2 separate regions of the Homo sapiens genome follow, and region 2 is linked to region 1. Evidence: read pairs that join two places in POLR2A ChIA-PET (ENCODE). Cell type or tissue: PC-9. All regions are shown on one strand. Each heading gives the region's core, and the rest is flanking DNA. Links, peaks and the distances in the headings are about the cores only. Region 1 overlaps AKIRIN1 (akirin 1). Region 2 has its middle 68 kb from the start of NDUFS5.

Region 1 (4,394 bases), core at 270-4,269:
GTGAAGAAGCACAACTTTTTCCTGTAACACTATTGTTTCCTAGTCTGGTGACCCATACAACGTGGTTCCTCAGAATATTAATAGATCTGTTTTACATTGGGAGCTGTTGGGTTAAGCAAAGTTAAATGAGTTCCTTTATAGTAGAACTACTTTGATCCTTTAATATGTATTATAAGAAGAAGGTCTAGGCCGGGCGCAGTGGCTCACGCCTGTAATCCCAGCACTTTGGGAGGCCGAGGCGGGCAGATTACAAGGTCAGGAGATCGAGACCATGCTGGCTAACACGGTGAAACCCCGTCTCTACTAAAAATACAAAAAATTAGCCGGGCATGGTGGTGAGCACCTGTAGTCCCAGCTACTCGGGAGGCTGAGGCAGGAGAATGGCGTGAATCGGGGAGGCAGAGGTTGCAGTGAGCCAAGGTTGCGCCACTGCACTCCAGCCTGGGTGACAGAGTGAGACTCCATCTCAAAAAAAAAAAGAAGAAGCTCTAATATATCATTCCCTCTCCCACTCCCACCATAATACTGTTTCAGTCAGCTGGTTCTGAGTCACTTCTTTGTTCACAGATGTCAGGCTACCTTCTTCCTTTCTACTCAGTTTCCCCTTAAAAGGTGGTACTTCTGTGGAACTGTTTGCAGTTAGATGGTATAGATTTTCACTTAGCTTTCTAGCCATCCCACACTTCTTCCACTCATGTTTTTCACTCAATGTGTGTTGAAATTTATAACAAGGAAAGAGTTTCAAAGATTCATGTCCCATGGGAGATGGGCTGAAATTTCCTGGCTATGGTAGTGAGCTATTAATAGGAGATAGAGTTATGTCACGGGGGAGAGGTTATCAGGAAAATACCATTATATACCATCAGTGACCCATTCTAGAAGCCAAGGATTTGGCTCTGGGTTCTAAGAGGAACAGATCTCAGTGACCTTTATATAAGGTCACTGGACTTTAATACAAGGACCTTTATAAAGAGGGCCTGAGAGGGTGAAGAATTCAAACTGGGAAGCTATTTGTGATCCTGACGCTTGATTCTTAAAAATTGAGGGAGAGTTGCTGAGGATAAGTATGTACTGTCTTCTCACAGAACAATATGAATCTTTTGTGAAATTCACACATGATCAGATTATGCGACGGTATGGGACAAGGCCAACAAGCTGTAAGTATTGCCACATTTTCTTTGAATTTTCTAAGTTTCAAGAGCAAAATTTCTACACTGAAACTTCTCTCCTCAGAGTAAAAAGTCCCTGTGAAGTAAAATGTGCCCAGCACTATGCTAAGAGTATTAAATCCACACCAAAGCTTATATAAGCCTCACAGTGACCCTATGAGGGAGTACTATTATTAGCTCCATTTTACTGGTAAAGATAGCATTTAAAGAGGTTAAATAATTTGCCCAAGCTTATACAGCTAGTGGTTCAGCTAGGATTAAAATCTAGGTAGTCTGACTTGAGCACCAATTTGTTACCTGTCTTTTCTCCAGAAAGATAGTTTCAGTTGTTAATTTATGAAAGTTGATTCCTTAAGTTAGTTTATCAAGTGTGGTCAGGATTTCTTATTCTAAATAATTTGCAACTACCAGATATTCAAAGCATAAAATATTAACAGTTGTATATCTAACTGAATTTCAGTCAGGTTCCTTAAATTCTTGATCTTTAGTATCTTTTAAGTGGTGAGTCATCGTTCATGCTATTTCTCACATTTACTGTTAGTGAAAATTTTTAAAGCATGACACTACAGTTTTTAGTATTCTTACCCTTTTTGTTTTTTATTCTTAATTTACAGATGTGTCATGAAGCTTTGTCACATATCTGGGTACCAGGTTTGACCTCAAGAGATGGCTGCTGTACACTTTTTGCAACTGGTTTGATGTCACATTTCAGCTCCAACTTTGCATCCTGAGAACACTTAAACGTTTCTGCAGGTCCATTTTATACAACTTGAAAGACCGTAAAACTTTCTGGTTGCCACAAGCATATCTTTCTTTTCTGCTCATCCAATAAACAGCTGTGCCCTACTGTGATAGATTTTCCAAACAAAAATACCTGGAGCAGCAGTTTAGCAAAATATGCCTTCAGTGGCATTCAACAAATGGAGTTTCCCCAAGCACAGTTCTGTAAGAAGTGCGTGTGAGAGTGTGTGTATATGTGTGTATGTGTATTTTAAGTTATTATTTGTATTGTGCAAAAATTTTTTTTTGATCTTGGGGATTCTGGCTGTGAATTTGGTGCACGACAATTATGGTAAAAAAACATTTGCTTGGTCTAAAGAAGATCATTAATGTTTTGTGACCATACAAGTTGTAACAGTGGATTGTTTTTATGTGTAGGTATTGTTAAATACAGGGACTGTTTCCAGGCACAGAATATGAATCGTAAGTTAGGATGGACATTAGATGTGATTATGATGATAAAGCGAAGGTCTGCGGTCCTATATCTACAGACACGTGGTGAGAAATTAGAACAAACTGGAGACGGGCCATTGACACATGGACTCTGCCTGGGCATGTTAGGTTAATTCTTTGACTCCAAGCCTTAAAATACTCACATGGAGTCAGCGCTCACCTCATTCACACAATTATCATAGAGCTCCCTGGACACTGAACCTCTAAAGGGAAAAGGTCTACCCTGGAGCCAGGAGCATCAGGGTTGGCTTGGGAGCATGAGAGGTGAGCCCAGGGCTAGGCCTGGGCCAGGCCCCGGCAGCACTGCTACTTGGGAGGAGCCACTTCACCTTTGTATTAGTTATTAAAAAATATAATTTGGGCTGGGCGCAGTGGCTCACGCCTGTAATCCCAGCACTTTGGGAGTCCGAGGCATGCGGATCACTTGAGGTCAGGAGTTCGAGACCACCCTGGCCAATATGGTGAAACCCCATCTCTACTAAAAATACAACAAAGTTAGCCGGGCGTGGTGGCAGGCGTCTGTAATCCCAGCTGCTTGGGAGGCTGAGGCAGGAGAATCACTTGAACCCTGGAGGTGGCGGTTGCAGTGAGCACAGATCATGCCACTGCACTCCAGCCTGGGCAACAAAACGAGACTTCGTCTCAAAAAAAAAAAAAAAACATAGAATTTGGATCCTTTGGTCGGGTTCTCCCAAATTCTTTTGAGGTGTCCATGGTCAACTGCTTCAGCTTTGTTTTGGCAACCCCCTGCCCGAAGTCGCATATAGGCTGTTCTTCACCTTGTTTCCAAGGCTGAGGAACAGAAAGTAGCCTCTGTTTTGAGGAGGTGGAAGTTAAGTATACATTTATTTTTTACTGTGACTTGTTCAGGACCACATTTTACAAAATGCCTTGTTTCCTTCATTGTTTCTGGAAAGGAAAGTTCTATTAATATTGTTTTACTTTGAATATAGAATAGTTTTTTTAATTAGGGCTTATTTTGAAAAATTCTGAGTTTAATTCAAATGTATGCCAATACCTTCCAAAGTAAGGTAATATTCAGAGACAGTTGTTGTGATCAGATGGCTTAGAGAAATTTCTGGAATATTCACATTCGAAGATTCCTTATTAATGAATGTCTTTGACTTAAATCTAACCAAAAACTGCAACATTATTCTTTGTACATTTTCATTATATAGTGTTAACAAGCTTAGTTGCAAACAAATAAAATACTTAAGCTATTTGTTTACCTTGCCTTCTTAATACTGTGATAATGTTTATTAATTCAAATAACTTATGTGAGAGCTGCTATAACCATTTCCCCAGTTCAACATTGCATTGAAAATTTATGGACCTTTAAAAAAAAAAGCCCAACAGTGATTTTTTTTTAATAATTAAAGAATGATTTTACTTTGTATTTGAAGGGTGATTTGTTTCATCTCTTCTTTTTTCAGGGTAGTCACTTGTTCCTAAAAGAGGAACATAGCAGTGGCTGTAATGGGAATGGCTCTGCAGTGGGCTAGTCACACCAAAATAAAGAAAGGGCAGCTGTGGGAGCCATCAGAAGCTGTGGAGGCTGGACTGGTAATGGGGAATGCTGCCCCACTGAAGTCTTGTTTTAGAGATCAGTGTGATGTGCTCACTTAACTATAAAGTGTCAGTCCCCATTCCAACTAAGTGGCTCCTGGCTGGGAAGTAGAGTAGGTTTCTCTAAGGAAAATGACACCTGCTCACCACCCGCCCCACTATACCACATTGTTGTTAGGCTATCATATAATGATAAGGTAGCCCTCTGAGGCCACAAGGTAAGACCAAACCACCAGGGCTGGGTTTTGGGATCCCCTCTAAAGAGACCACACATGTTTGTTTAGTGTTTATAATCTAGAGAAAAGACAACTGGGACAGAAAATGGGGACCTGGAAGGTAGGTCTCAGACTGGTGAATGAATTTTTCCCTAGACCTTGATTTCCAGAGCTTGAATTTAAGGGCACTCCCAGGTAGAGAAATGTCTTT
Region 2 (4,394 bases), core at 142-4,141, 90 kb after region 1:
GTCTGAGGTTATACACTGAGCAAATAATGGAGCTGGGATTCAGCATTACTTAATGTGCATGGCGCCCCCTGGCCCTCAACATGTACAATATGCCCTTTGCAGTTATTCAAGTGCTGAGTTTCTGGTCAGCCTAACTCCAAAGCCCTGGCACTTTTCAGGATATTTCAAACATAGTAAAGTAGTGAGAATAGTACAGTGAACCCCCATCACCCAGAAACAAGAATGATCAATTAATTCATGGCCAATTTTATTTCATTCATACACCGCTGTCAGTGGAAAAAACACAGTTCCTGTTTTTTCTTTTTTCTTTTCTTTCTTTTTTTTTTGAGATGGAGTCTCTCTCTGTTGCCCAGGCTAGAGTGCTGTGGTGCCATCTCAGCTCACTGCAACCTCCGCCTCCCGGGTTCAAGCAATTCTCTGCCTCAGCCCCCCGAGTAACTGGGATTACAGGTGCCTGACACCATGCCCAGCTAATTTTTTTGTATTTTTTAGTAGAGACGGGGTTTCACCATCTTGGCCAGGCTGGCCTTGAACTCCTGACCTCATGATCCACCCGCCTGGGCCTCCGAAAGTGCTGGGATTACAGGTGTGAGCCACCGCGCCTGGCAAGTTCCTGTTTTTCCATTCTCTTACTCAACAATCAACACAAGAAGACTTCTGTGACGCCAAGATATGTGGGGACTTCTCCCCGCCAGCAAGTTAAACAATAGTTCTGCAGTGGACACCAGCGGGGTGTCCTCCAGTTCAATTACAACACTGTCTACCTGGAAATAGCATCAGATCTCACAGTTTGAGGGTTCAGTCCCCAAGACATTCCCCTACTCCACTTCTTTTTTTTTTTTTTTTTTTTTTTTTTTGAGATGATGTCTTGCTCTTGTTGCCCAGGCTGGAGTGCAATGGCTCAATCTCTGCTCATTGCAACCACCGCCTCCTGGGTTCAAGGGATTCTCCTGCCTCAGCCTTCTGAGTAGCTGGAATAACATGTGCGCGCCACCACGCCTGGCTAATTTTTTTTTTTTTTTTTTTTTTGAGACGGAGTCTTGCCCTGTCACCAGGCTGGAGTGCAGTGGTGCGATCTCGGCTCACTGCAACTTCTGCCTGCCGGGTTCAAGTGATTCTCCTGCTTCAGCCTCCCGAGTAGCTGGGACTACACGCACACGCCATCACACCCAGCTAATTTTTGTATTTTTAGTAGACACGGGGTTTCATCATGTTGGCCAGGATGGTCTTAATCTCTTGACCTTGTGATCTGCCCACCTTGGCCTCCCAAAGTGCTGGGATTACAGGTGTGAGCCATCACGCCCGGCCAAGGGATTCTTTTCTTTTTTTTGAGACGGAGTCTTGCGCTTTTGCCTAGGCTGGAGTGCAGTGGTGTGAACTTGGCTCACTGCAACCTCTGCCTCCCGGGTTCTCCTGTCTCAGCCTCCTGAGTAGCTGGGATTACAGGCGTGCGCCACCACACCTGGCTAATTTTTGTATTTGTAGTAGAAATGGGGTTTCACCGCGTTGGCCAGGCTGGTCTCGAACTCCTGACCTCAGGTGATCCACCGCCTCGGCCTCCCAAAGTGCTGGGATTACAGGCGTGAGCCACGGTGCCCAGCCCCACCCCACTCCACTTCTAATGCCAATCACAAGACTCAGATTTTTTTTACCTGTGCTTCTGACTGACTGGCTATAATGGGGTGCTGGCTGGGTGCAGTGACTCATACCTGTAATCCCAGCATTTTGAGAGGCCAAGGTGGGAGGCTCGCTTGAAGCCAGGAGTTCGAGACCAGCCTGGATAATATAGTGAGACCCCGTCTCCACAAAAAATAAAGCAAAATTAGCCAGGCAGGAGAATCGCTTGAACGCGGGAGGTGGAGGTTGTGGTGAACTGAGCTCACGCCATTGCACTTCAGCCTGGGCAACAAGAGTGAAATTTTGTCTCCAAAAAAAAAAAAAGAAAAGAAAAAAGAAAGAAATCGGGCCGCGCATGGTGGCTCACGCCTGTAATCCCAGCACTTTGGGAGGCCCAGGCGGGCAGATCACCTGAGGTCAGGAGTTCGATACCAGCCTCAACACGGAGAAACCCTGTCTCTACTAAAAATACAAAATTAGCCGGGCGTGGTGGTGCATGCCTGTAATCCCAGCTACTCGGGAGGCTGAGGCAGGAGAATTGCTTGAACCTGGGAGGCGGAAGTTGCGGTGAGCTGAGATCGCGCCATTGCACTCCAGTCTGGGCAACCAGAGCGAAACTCTGTCTCAAAAAAAAAAAAGAAAAAAAGAAATTAGCCAGGCGTGGTGGTATGCGCCTGTAATACCAGCTACTCAGGATGCTGAGGTGGGAGGATTGCTTGAGCCCGGGAGGTCAAGGCTGCAGGGAGCTGAGATTGTGTACTGCACTCTACCCTGGGCTACAGAGTGAGACCGGATCTCAAAACAAACAAAACAAAAACCACAAAACACACAGAGGATACAGGTGAAGAGATGCAGAGGGCAAGGGCGAGGTATGGAAGAAGGAATGTGGTGCTTCCATGCCCTCCCTTGTATGCCACCCTTCAGGAATCTTCACGAGTTGTTATCCTGGAAGCTCCCTGAATCTTAGGCCTTTCATGGAGACTTCCTTGGGTAGGCATGATTGACAACCATGCAGAAATGTGATTGGGCAAAAAGGGTATGTCTAACACTAACAGTGTGGAAACCCAGCAAAGCCTGGCTGTTCAGATTCTGCTTGAATTTTCTATGTAGTATTCCTTCCCCCAGGGTATGGGGCAAGACTCCTGAAATAGGGGTCTCATGATTATAGTCAGAAATGTGGGGGAAGGCGGCTGGGTGCGGTGGCTCACGCCTGTAATCCCAGCACTTTGGGAGGCCGAGGCGGGCGGATCATGAGGTCAACAGATCGAGACCATCCTGGCCAACATGGTGAAACCCTGTCTCTATTAAAAATACAAAAAAATTAGCTAGGCATGGTGGTGCGCGCCTGTAGTCCCAGCTACTCAGTAGGCTGAGGCAGGAGAATCATTTGAACCCAGGAGGAGGAGGTTGCAGTGAGCTGAGATCGCGCCACTGCACTCCAGCCTGGTGACAGAGTGAGACTCTGTCTCAAAAAAAAAAAAAAAAAAAAAAAGAAATGTTGGGGAAGGCTGAGAGTGGTGGCTCACACATATAATCCCAGCACTTTGGGAGGCCGAGGAAGGTGGATCACTTGACACCAGAAGTTCAAGACCAGCCTGAGCAACATAGTGAGACCACCATCTCCACAAAAAAAAAAATTAGGTGTGGTGGTGCATGCCTGTAGTCCTAGCTACTTGGGGGCTGAGAAAGGAGGATCCCTTGAGCCCAGGAGGTCATGGCTGCAGTGAGCTATGATTGTACTACTACACTCCAGCGTAGGCAACAGAGTGAGATGGCTGTCTCAAAAAAAAAAATGGCTGGGTGCAATGGCTCATGCCTGTAATCCCAACACTTTGGGAGGCCAAGGCAGGAGAATCACTTGAGTCTGGGATATCAAGACCTGCCTGGGCAACATAGTGAGACCTTGTCTCTAGAGAAAATCAAAAAATAATCCAGGCGTAGTGGCACATACCTGTGGACCCAACCACTCAGGAGGCTGAGGTGGGAGGATCATTTGAGCCAGGGAGATGGAGGCTGCAGTGACCCATGATCGCACCACTGCAGCTGTGATCATCATCATCCAGCCTGGGTGACACAGTGAGACCCTGTCTCAAAAAAAAAAAAAAAAAATTGCAGGAAAGATTGAGTCTTGCTTTGGGAGGAAAAAGAAACAGGTGAAAGGAGGGCAGGAGGGCAGAAAGATTCTGTTTTCTAAGACTTGACTTGCTTCTGAGGTCTACAGTGCCTCAACATTATAGCAGAAAACTATGACAAGGGCTATAGAAGTTATGAGCCAGGAACTGTGAACGAAAAAACCCATATATTGCAACCCCACTTCTCCCTCCCCAGTTATGTATAAGAAAGTTCCGGTAGCTGGGTGCAGTGGCTCATGCCTGTAATCCTAGCTACTCGGAGGGCTGAGGCAGGAGAATCACTTGAACCGGGAGGCAGAGGTCGTAGTGAGTCGAGACTGCGCCACTGCACTCCAGCCTTGGTGACAGAGCAAGACTCTATCTCAAAAAAAAAAAAAAAAATCAGAAAGTTCCCGTAATCACATACTTCTACCTTCCTCCGTTTTTGTTTTTGAGACAGAGTTTTGCTCTGTTGCCCAGGCTGCAGTGCAGTGGCACAATTGTAGCTCACTGCAACTTCAAACTCCTTTACTTCCCTCACTTTTTAACCATTATATTATACTACCTTTCCTCTAGTAGTAAATATACCAGTTTATCTGCTTCAGAGTCCATGTCTGAGGACTGGAACCACTGCCACCTGACCTACTGCCCAGAGTCTTCATGAGG

Evidence for each region. Peaks named below come from ENCODE experiments on the same cell type or tissue, not always from the same donor. Only the 100,000 strongest peaks of a DNase experiment are listed, where the experiment ranks them.
Region 2: POLR2A ChIA-PET joins it to region 1 with 5 read pairs; 6 of 35 experiments call an interaction of 5 or more read pairs at or near these places.

What each region holds. Positions count from the first base shown.
Region 1 is chr1:39,002,262-39,006,655 of GRCh38, forward strand. AKIRIN1 (akirin 1) reads left to right here. Exons shown (of 5, transcript NM_024595.3): 4 at 1,086-1,157; 5 at 1,784-3,798. The coding sequence ends at 1,794. Among named protein-coding and RNA genes, the nearest start is that of AKIRIN1, 13 kb to the left of the region's middle. In PC-9, for the core only: no CTCF peak of the experiment used is centred there; no DNase peak of the experiment used is centred there; H3K27ac peaks cover 583 bases.
Region 2 is chr1:39,092,476-39,096,869 of GRCh38, forward strand. It overlaps a transcript of MACF1 not described here. Among named protein-coding and RNA genes, the nearest start is that of NDUFS5, 68 kb to the left of the region's middle. In PC-9, for the core only: a CTCF peak has its summit at 290; a DNase peak (open chromatin) is centred at 2,406.